2 separate regions of the Homo sapiens genome follow, and region 2 is linked to region 1. Evidence: chromatin loops called from intact Hi-C (ENCODE). Cell type or tissue: A673. All regions are shown on one strand.

Evidence for each region. Peaks named below come from ENCODE experiments on the same cell type or tissue, not always from the same donor. Only the 100,000 strongest peaks of a DNase experiment are listed, where the experiment ranks them.
Region 2: a loop joins it to region 1, with 6 times the contacts of the local background. A loop is called at or near these places in 95 of 110 quality-filtered maps.

What each region holds. Positions count from the first base shown.
Region 1 is chr17:48,676,593-48,680,592 of GRCh38, reverse strand. All of the region lies in intron 3 of LINC02086 (long intergenic non-protein coding RNA 2086), which reads right to left. Among named protein-coding and RNA genes, the nearest start is that of LINC03057, 32 kb to the right of the region's middle. In A673, a CTCF peak has its summit at 2,002 (motif pointing left); DNase peaks (open chromatin) are centred at 1,982 and 3,572.
Region 2 is chr17:48,789,270-48,793,269 of GRCh38, reverse strand. TTLL6 (tubulin tyrosine ligase like 6) reads left to right here. Exons shown (of 16, transcript NM_001130918.3): 9 at 1,667-1,892; 10 at 3,164-3,339. Among named protein-coding and RNA genes, the nearest start is that of TTLL6, 26 kb to the left of the region's middle. In A673, a CTCF peak has its summit at 2,056 (motif pointing right); a DNase peak (open chromatin) is centred at 2,059; H3K27ac peaks cover 731 bases.

The DNA.
Region 1 (4,000 bases):
TCAAACTCCTGGCCTCAAGTGATCCTCCTGCCTTGGCCTCCCAAAGTGCCAAGATCACAGGCATAAGCCACTGCACCCGGCCCTTGTTTTCAAATTTAAAGAGTAGTAGAGAAGGCAGGACTGGTGACATAAACCTGGGAATCACCCCACGTGGGCAGCAGTTGGATTCACAAAAGGATGAGACTTTCCAACAAGAGCATATAAGAGGAGAAAAATAAAAGTCAGCATAGAACCTACCAAGGGTGCAGGAGAGAGCAGCAGAAGAACTCACAACCAAAATGAAAAGAATGTTCAGAGAAACTGGAGGAAACCAGGAGAGAGGAGAGAATACGTCCCCAGTTAGAGTGGAGGAAACTGGAGCTTGGAGGCAAAGCTAAGACGCTCACTGATCCAAGACTCAGATTCAGGTCTTTGCTCTTTGCATGGCACCACTGCCCATGGATTTTGATTTTACTGAGCTTCTATTTTCTTTAAATGGACTTCTAGGGAGAGAGTCTATATAGACAACTTGTTTTCATTTCCCAGTTTCCCTCTCCAAGCCTATGCCTGCTTTGAACTGAAGCCTGCCTCTACTCTGCCCTCCCGATGTTGCTGTCCTGTGGGTTCATGCATCTGCCTAGGATTTGATATTTTAGGCCTGTGTGCCTGATTAACACAGAGAAGAAGAGTAACAAGGTCCTCAAAAATGCTTTGGATAAGAACAAATTGATTATTGAAGCGGAGTGAGGGTGGACACGGGACTGAAGGTTGCTGAGGCCCCTAGAGCCACATGGGAGAGCATTCAGAACCACATGCCCATGACATTTTCTCAGAGCCATCAGTTTTTATCACATTTGTCATTTCCCCCCATCTTATTCTTAACGTCATAAGTCATGAAGATGAGTCATTAAGCTGGTTTACTCAATTTATCTTGTGAACATACTGATAAAAAGACTGTTATTGAATCCCCATGATTTAGAGGGTTGTAGGAGCTTCAGGGGATCCAATAAAACTCTTGAATTAAACTCAATAGTGGTCATGAGAACTAGTAATTAGCATCACTTGCCTGGTAATTGCACGGTTGGTATGAAAAATGACTCTGTGTTAGAATCCATCTTATAATGAAGGTAGGAGGTGTACACATGTTTACATTTCTTCATATTGCTTGTGCATCTACTATATATCAGGAATTATGTGAGCAACAGACTCAAGACAGGTGAGACCTCTTCCCTTCTGAAGCTTGTATTCTAGTGGGCTATTTTCATTTCATACCCCACTAACTAAGGATGTTTCTAATAATTGAAAATGCCTTTCCCTGCTTCCCCTGTTAGTAGGAGGGAAAGCTCACCCACCAGGATCCAGGCCAAACTGCCAGAAGAGAATAATATAAATTCCACATTTAAATTCTCACTACAGCCCTGCAAAGCAGGTTAACATGGTAGAAATGGATAGACCTGGGTTCAGAGGCTGGCTCTGCTACTTCCTGCTGCTTGTTCATCTCTCTGGGCCATAGTCTCCTCCTATTAAACCCTCGAGATGATAACACACACAGTATATGGCATATAAGTCCTTGGCATGTGGCATCATAGCCATTCCTATTGCCATTAGCTCATTTTTGAAGATGAGAAACTTAACACAGAGAGGTAAAGTGACTTGCCCAAGATCACACAGCTGGTAATTGGCAGAGCAGGAACTTGAACTCAAATCTTCTGACTCCGTGCCATGTCCTCTTTCCAGTCTCGCATCACTGTCTGGTATAAGGCCAGGAAGTAATTATCCATGTATCCAGGGATCTATGCTTCTGGAAGGGTGCAGGCCTGGTGACTTAGGAAGGACAGTATGGAGGTAGTGGTCGGGGGTGGGGAGAATATGAGGAGTCTCGATAGGCTAGAACCCAGTTAACGGCCAGGGGACAAGTCCAGACAGATTGGCAGGGGCAAGACCCAGCTAGAAGAACCAGATTCAGCCCCGGCCGCTGTCTGTTCACCTGCGGCCAAACACTGACCCCTGCCGGCCGCCCGAGGGAAGGCGGCGCCCGGCCCAGCTCCGGGAGTGCTGGGGGCGCTCGCGGCTGGAACTGGCGAGTGGACGCTCATCGAGCAGACAGGAGCCTAGGGGGCTGGTGGTCACAGCGCGTCCCTCTCCTGGAACCTCGAGACCTGGGTGCCTGCCTTGGCCACCAGGGTGACGTTGCATCGCCTCCTTCGCTCACTTGGCTTTTGACCAGAGCTGAGGGTTTTCCCTGCCCTGGGCCCCGACCCCGAGCATCTCCTGGGTTTCTCCTTGCCGCGCAGCCCCGCACCGTGTTTGAGACTTGAGGCTTGGCGCCTGCCCTTCCTGCCCCGTCTAGGGTGCCGGCCACCTGGAGCAGGCGGGGAGCGTCTCTAGGGCTGGATTCGAGCCTTGTGCGGGCCAGATGGACCAACTCTAGACCAAAGGCCACTTGCTGGGGCTGAGGAGACGCTGTGGCAGTGCCACCAAATACAGCTGCTTCTTGCCTCTCCTGGCTGCTCCCATCCAGATGGGTCCAGAAGGGTTGTCCCTGCAGAAGGCGCTCACTAAGGACTCTTTACCCCTTCCCTCCTTGTTCAGAACTGAGAGAGAGAGAGAGAGAGAGAGAGAGAGAGAGAGAGAGAGAGAGAGAGAGAGATGGGGGAGTTCTCTAGCATCTAGCATCCCACGCAGGGCTCAGCATTTTATTCTTTGAGATAAAAACAAGGCAGAGAGGCTTGTTAGCAATTCAAATATACTGATTTGGGGGGAAGATTTTTTTTTTTTAATTTCAATAATATTTAGAAAGTAACAACATGCTTTCAAGAGTAAGGATTGATGTCAGGTCCTTTATCTTATTCTCTCCAAATCAAGAATCTCCATTTGCAGTGGAAGAGATCTGACTCTTAAGTTTCCTGTGAAAAAGGAGGGAGGGAGGAGGGTGGAGAGGGTGAGTTGGCTGAGCTGACCACCGCTCAGGGTGAGAAGCCTGTAGCCAGTTGCCTGTAGAGTGAAGGTACTTGAGCCTGACAAGAGTAGGCAACTCTCATTTACATTGCATAAAGAACTTTCTAGTGCATCCTTGGGCCATCTGAACTTCAGTCTGACCCTTTGAGGTGGGCCTGGATGCTAGTGCTATTCTCAATTCCAGATTAGAAAGAGGGAACTTGAGGTCAGGCTTGATGGCTCACGCCTGTAATCCCAACAGTTTGGGAGGCCGAAGTGGGTGGATCACCTGAGGCCAGGAGTTCAAGATCAGCCTGGTCAACATTGCGAAACCCCATCTTTAGAAAAAACACAAAAATTAGCCAGGTATCATGACACATACCTGTGATCCCAGCTACTTGGGAGGCTGAGGCATGAGAATTGCTTGAACCCGGGAGGTGGAGGTTGCAGTAAGCTGAGATAATACCACTGCACTCCAGTTTGAGTGACAGAGGAAGACCCTGAAGAAGGAAGGAAGGAAGGAAGGAAGGGAGGAAGGAAGGAAGGAAGGAAGGAAGGAAAGCAGGCAGGCAGGCAAAAACCCATCTCTACTAAAAAAAAATTAGCTGGGCATGGTGGCGCATCCCTGTAGTCCCACCAGGGGCTGAGCAGGGAGGATCACTCGAGCCTGGAAGGTTGAGGCTGCAGTAAGCCCTGATTGTGCCACTGAACTCCAGCCTGGGCGACAAAGTAAGACTCTGTCTGAAAAAAAAAAAAAAAAAGTACATGATCATGATAGACCAATTGAAAAGTTTATGGTTTCAGGTTCCACATTGCAATTAACCTTTAAGAAACTATACTTGTCCAGTTTTGGTATGTAATCTAAGAAAAATATCCACAATTATTTGAAAAGGCTATTAAGATAGTCTTCCTTTTTTCAACCACGTATCTGTGTGAAGACAGACTTTTTTCATATATTTCAACCAAAACAACATATCTCAACACATTGAATGTAAGTAGAAGCAGGTAAGAGAATGCAGCTATCTTCTACTCAGCCAGACATTTGACAGCAAAAATGCAAAACAATGTCACTCTTCTCACTAAT
Region 2 (4,000 bases), 110 kb before region 1:
TCTCCCTCCCATCTTGTTTCTCCTTTCCTCTTCCTCCTCTCCATCTTTTGAGACAATCTTCTTCTCATACTGACTGTCTCATCTGTCCCAAAGTTGGCGTTTGAGGTCAACTGCCCTCCCTGTCAATACCCCACTGGCGCACAAACTCAGGAGTAGTGCTGCGGTCACAGTGAAGGAGAAGACAGGAAACCTGAAAACCTGGCAGGATTCTGGGGCAGACACCAAGCCATCTTCATCTTTCAGTGTGCTCAGCACATGGCTGGTATTAAATTGAATTGACTTACCACTGGGCATTATGAAATTACACAATGAAGTATATTCATTGTGATGAGCCTGAGTCATCAAGAAAAGGTTATGTTATATGTTGCCAGGGAGGTGTATAATCTATTTCAGGAAAATTTATTTCCCAATTAGGCAAATTAAATACATTTTCTCCACTTGAAAAAAATTGGCTTAAAGCGATCTGGAAAATCCATTTATGTGCAACACTGTTTTCTGACAATGGCAGGTGGAGGAGGTGGCCTCTATATTGAGTATCCTTTGCTTATCTGTCTTTATATAAATGCATCCTTGGTTGTTTCACATGTGTGTTGACTCCCTGAATGGTCCTGAGGCTTCCCATGACAGAGGTGACAGTTTCTAGTGTCCCCTCCTTGCATGAGGCTTTGCATGCACCAAAGGCCCTTATCAAATGCTCATTGTCTGGCTGACCCTGCTTCCTCCTTCTTGACCCCTTGGGCTGGGATCTAGTGAGCTTTTGAAACTGCCTGGATGAGCCGTGTCTCTTGTCTTTTTCATTCTTTCTGCTGTTCACTCCCCTGCACCTCCTCCTTCCACACTGCCACTTCCACTTTGGCTGTCTGTGCACATTTGTGTGCATGTGAGGTGGCAAATGTCTGTCCCCACCACTGCCTCTTGGATTTGTGACATCCATCCTCTCTCTGTAATGCCCAGCTCAGAGCTGGCTGAGTACCCACTCAGGTATTTCCTCATGAACTATTCCACATGAGGTAAACATCTCTGAGTTCATCTGTGATCAGGTGACCAGCTGTCTCCGTTTGCCCACGACTGAGGGGTTTCCTGGAATTCAGGACTTGCAATTCTAAAACTGGGACAGTCCAGTTTGCCTGGCACAGTTGGTAACCTTATCTGTGGACATGCCCTTGGGTGCCTTTTCCTTGTGGGCAGCCCTAAAACAAGTTTTCTGTGTCATTAGTGTCCCTAGAATCCCCTCAGATGGCTGAGGTGGGACCCAGGCATCAGTGTTCTTAAAAGGCTGCCCACATGCTTCTAATGAACACCAAAGGCTGAGGAATCATTGCTGCCAAAGTAAAACCATGGTGTCAGGGGGTTTTCTTGACTCATCCCTTCCCCTGCTGATAGATGTTTTCTGGGTCACAGTGAAAGTGAAAGTGTCCTGACCATGTCCTATGTGACTGCATCTGCACCCACCCTGGGGCTCTGGAGACTTGGAGGGTGTGGTCCTGGGATTCCTGGGACCTCATCTGGCACCGACACAGCCCAGGTGTCACCCTGGTTCCTGGGCGTTCATCCTCGCTGGCTCTGGAGCCTTGTCTCCGCCAGGAGTTTCTGGTTTCCAGCATGCCATGGCCTCGGGTGACCAGAAGCCAGCTACACTGCCTCCTGGCCTGTGGTTCCCTTCCAGGAAGCTCTCCACCTTCAGTGCATACTTGGAGGACCACAGCTACAACGTGGAGCAGATATGGAGGGATATTGAGGACGTCATCATCAAGACCCTCATCTCGGCCCACCCCATCATCAGGCATAACTACCACACCTGCTTCCCCAACCACACACTCAACAGCGCCTGCTTTGAGATCCTGGGCTTTGACATTTTGTTGGACCACAAACTCAAACCCTGGCTGCTGGAGGTAGGGAAGTTTGGGCGAGGGGCGAAAACGAACTCCTGTTATTGGGGCCAGCCCGCTTCAAGGATTCCGCCCTCCTGGCTCACCTAAATTGTTTCAACTTCCCAGGCCACTTCCTCCCATGGTGCCTGCTGCCTGGGGCTTCTCTCTTAGCTGAGAAGTGGCCACCAGAGGGGGGTAGACAGCTGGGAATTAGAGAATTCCTTTGCCTTCTTGAGGTCCTCTTAGACAAGGAAGTGCTGATCTTAGGCACAGAGTGATTCTAAAGACAGCTCGATCTTTTGTAAGAGTTGTCTCCCAGAAAGGGGCGTTTTTCATCAAAGCTGGGTTGGCAACGTTCAGTATCAGACAGGAGCGGCGGTGCCCCACTCTTAGGGTCCTGGATTACTCAGTTCACACACACCAGCAGAGAGCGTCCTGGGGCCTGCTGCCACCGAAATGGATGGGGGGCCATGTAGTGAGTTTCCTGCCTCCCCTAGACCCATACGGCAGTGTGAGGAGGAGGAGAAGCTTTCCTGGTGACTGCCTCTCTTCCTGATAGAATTGTCCTCAGGAGCCCTCTCATGTGGCCCTTCAGGGAGCAAAGGGTGCTAGTGCCAGGTGCAGTGACACAGGTCAGACTCTGGGGTGGAGAACCCGAGATTACAGGTCAGATTCCTGCAGCTTTGCCCTTCTTCCATTCCCAGCCCTTGTAGGTGTGGTGGGAAGAGGGATGTGCCTGTTTGCAGCCCTTACCCAAAGAGCAGAATGAGCCATCAGGACCAAGCCCTTCAAAAACTTCTAGAAATCTGCAAATGTCACATGGTGCCTCCAAACAATACAGACTTTTCAGTGGGCGGGAATGAGTCCTCTCCTTCCTCCCACATGTCTCCCCTCCACCCTGGCCAGGCTCCTGAATGCCACTCCTCTCTACCTCCTATGTCCAAGCCTGTCCCTTTGGGAAGTACCCCTTCCATCCTGCTCTCTGGATGCCCAGTGCATATGAGAGAACACATGCACCCCAGATGGAGTGGAACACACACACCAAAGAGAGGGTAACCCTGATGCTCCCAAAGAAGAAAGGCCTGAGATAAAAGCTGGTTTAACTAGAGGGAGTTCTGCTGCCTCCTTTTTTCACTGTGGCTCTAGTCCAGATGCTCTCTCCCCTCCCTTTCATCTTGGTAGTGAGGGCCCTGAGGTGGGCTTTGGTAGTGCCCTGGAGGTGGCACCTCGGCCTCACTCTCTGCTTTCATTCTGGACGGCTTTGTCACCAGCTGCCAATCTTGCCCTCACAGGTCAACCACTCTCCAAGCTTCTCCACCGACTCTCGGTTGGATAAAGAGGTGAAAGATGGTCTGCTGTATGACACCTTAGTCCTGATCAACCTGGAAAGCTGTGACAAGAAGAAAGTCTTGGAGGAGGAGAGACAACGGGGGCAGTTCCTGCAGCAGTGTTGTTCTCGGGAGATGAGGTACATTCGCACTCCCCAGCCTTGCGGGGCTCTCTCTCTGACTCCCCTGCTCCCAATAAGAATGATCTGTCCTGGGCCGGGTGCAGTGGCTCACACCTGTAATCCCAGCACTTTGGGAGGCTGAGGCAGGCAGATCACCTGAGGTCAGGAGTTCGAGACCAGGCTGGCCAACATGGTGAAACCCCGTCTCTACTAAAAATACAAAAAAATTAGCCGGGTATGGTGGCGCATGCTTATAATCCCAGCTACTCAGGAGACTGAGGCAGGAGAATTGCTTGAACTTGGGAGACAGAGGTTGCAGTGAGCCGAGATCACACCATTGCACTTCAGCCTGGGTGACAGAGCAAGACTCCGTCTCAAAATAAATAAATAAAAGAATGGTCTGTCTTCCTCCAAATTATGACTCGACAGCCTACTAGTTATGTGGCCTTTCTGTCACTTCTCTGAGCCTCAGTGATCTTTCTATGAAATGGAGCTATGATACATAAGGTTGTTGGGCGAATGAAATGAGATAATGCATATAAAAGGCTTAGCATAGTGCCTGGCACTATAATATATATCGAAGGCTATTACAATCTTGCCTGGAGTTGGAGGGGGTCATTTTAACAAACGATAATCCCATTTGGAAAATGAGTTTATATTGGCAGAATGTAGCAGTTTG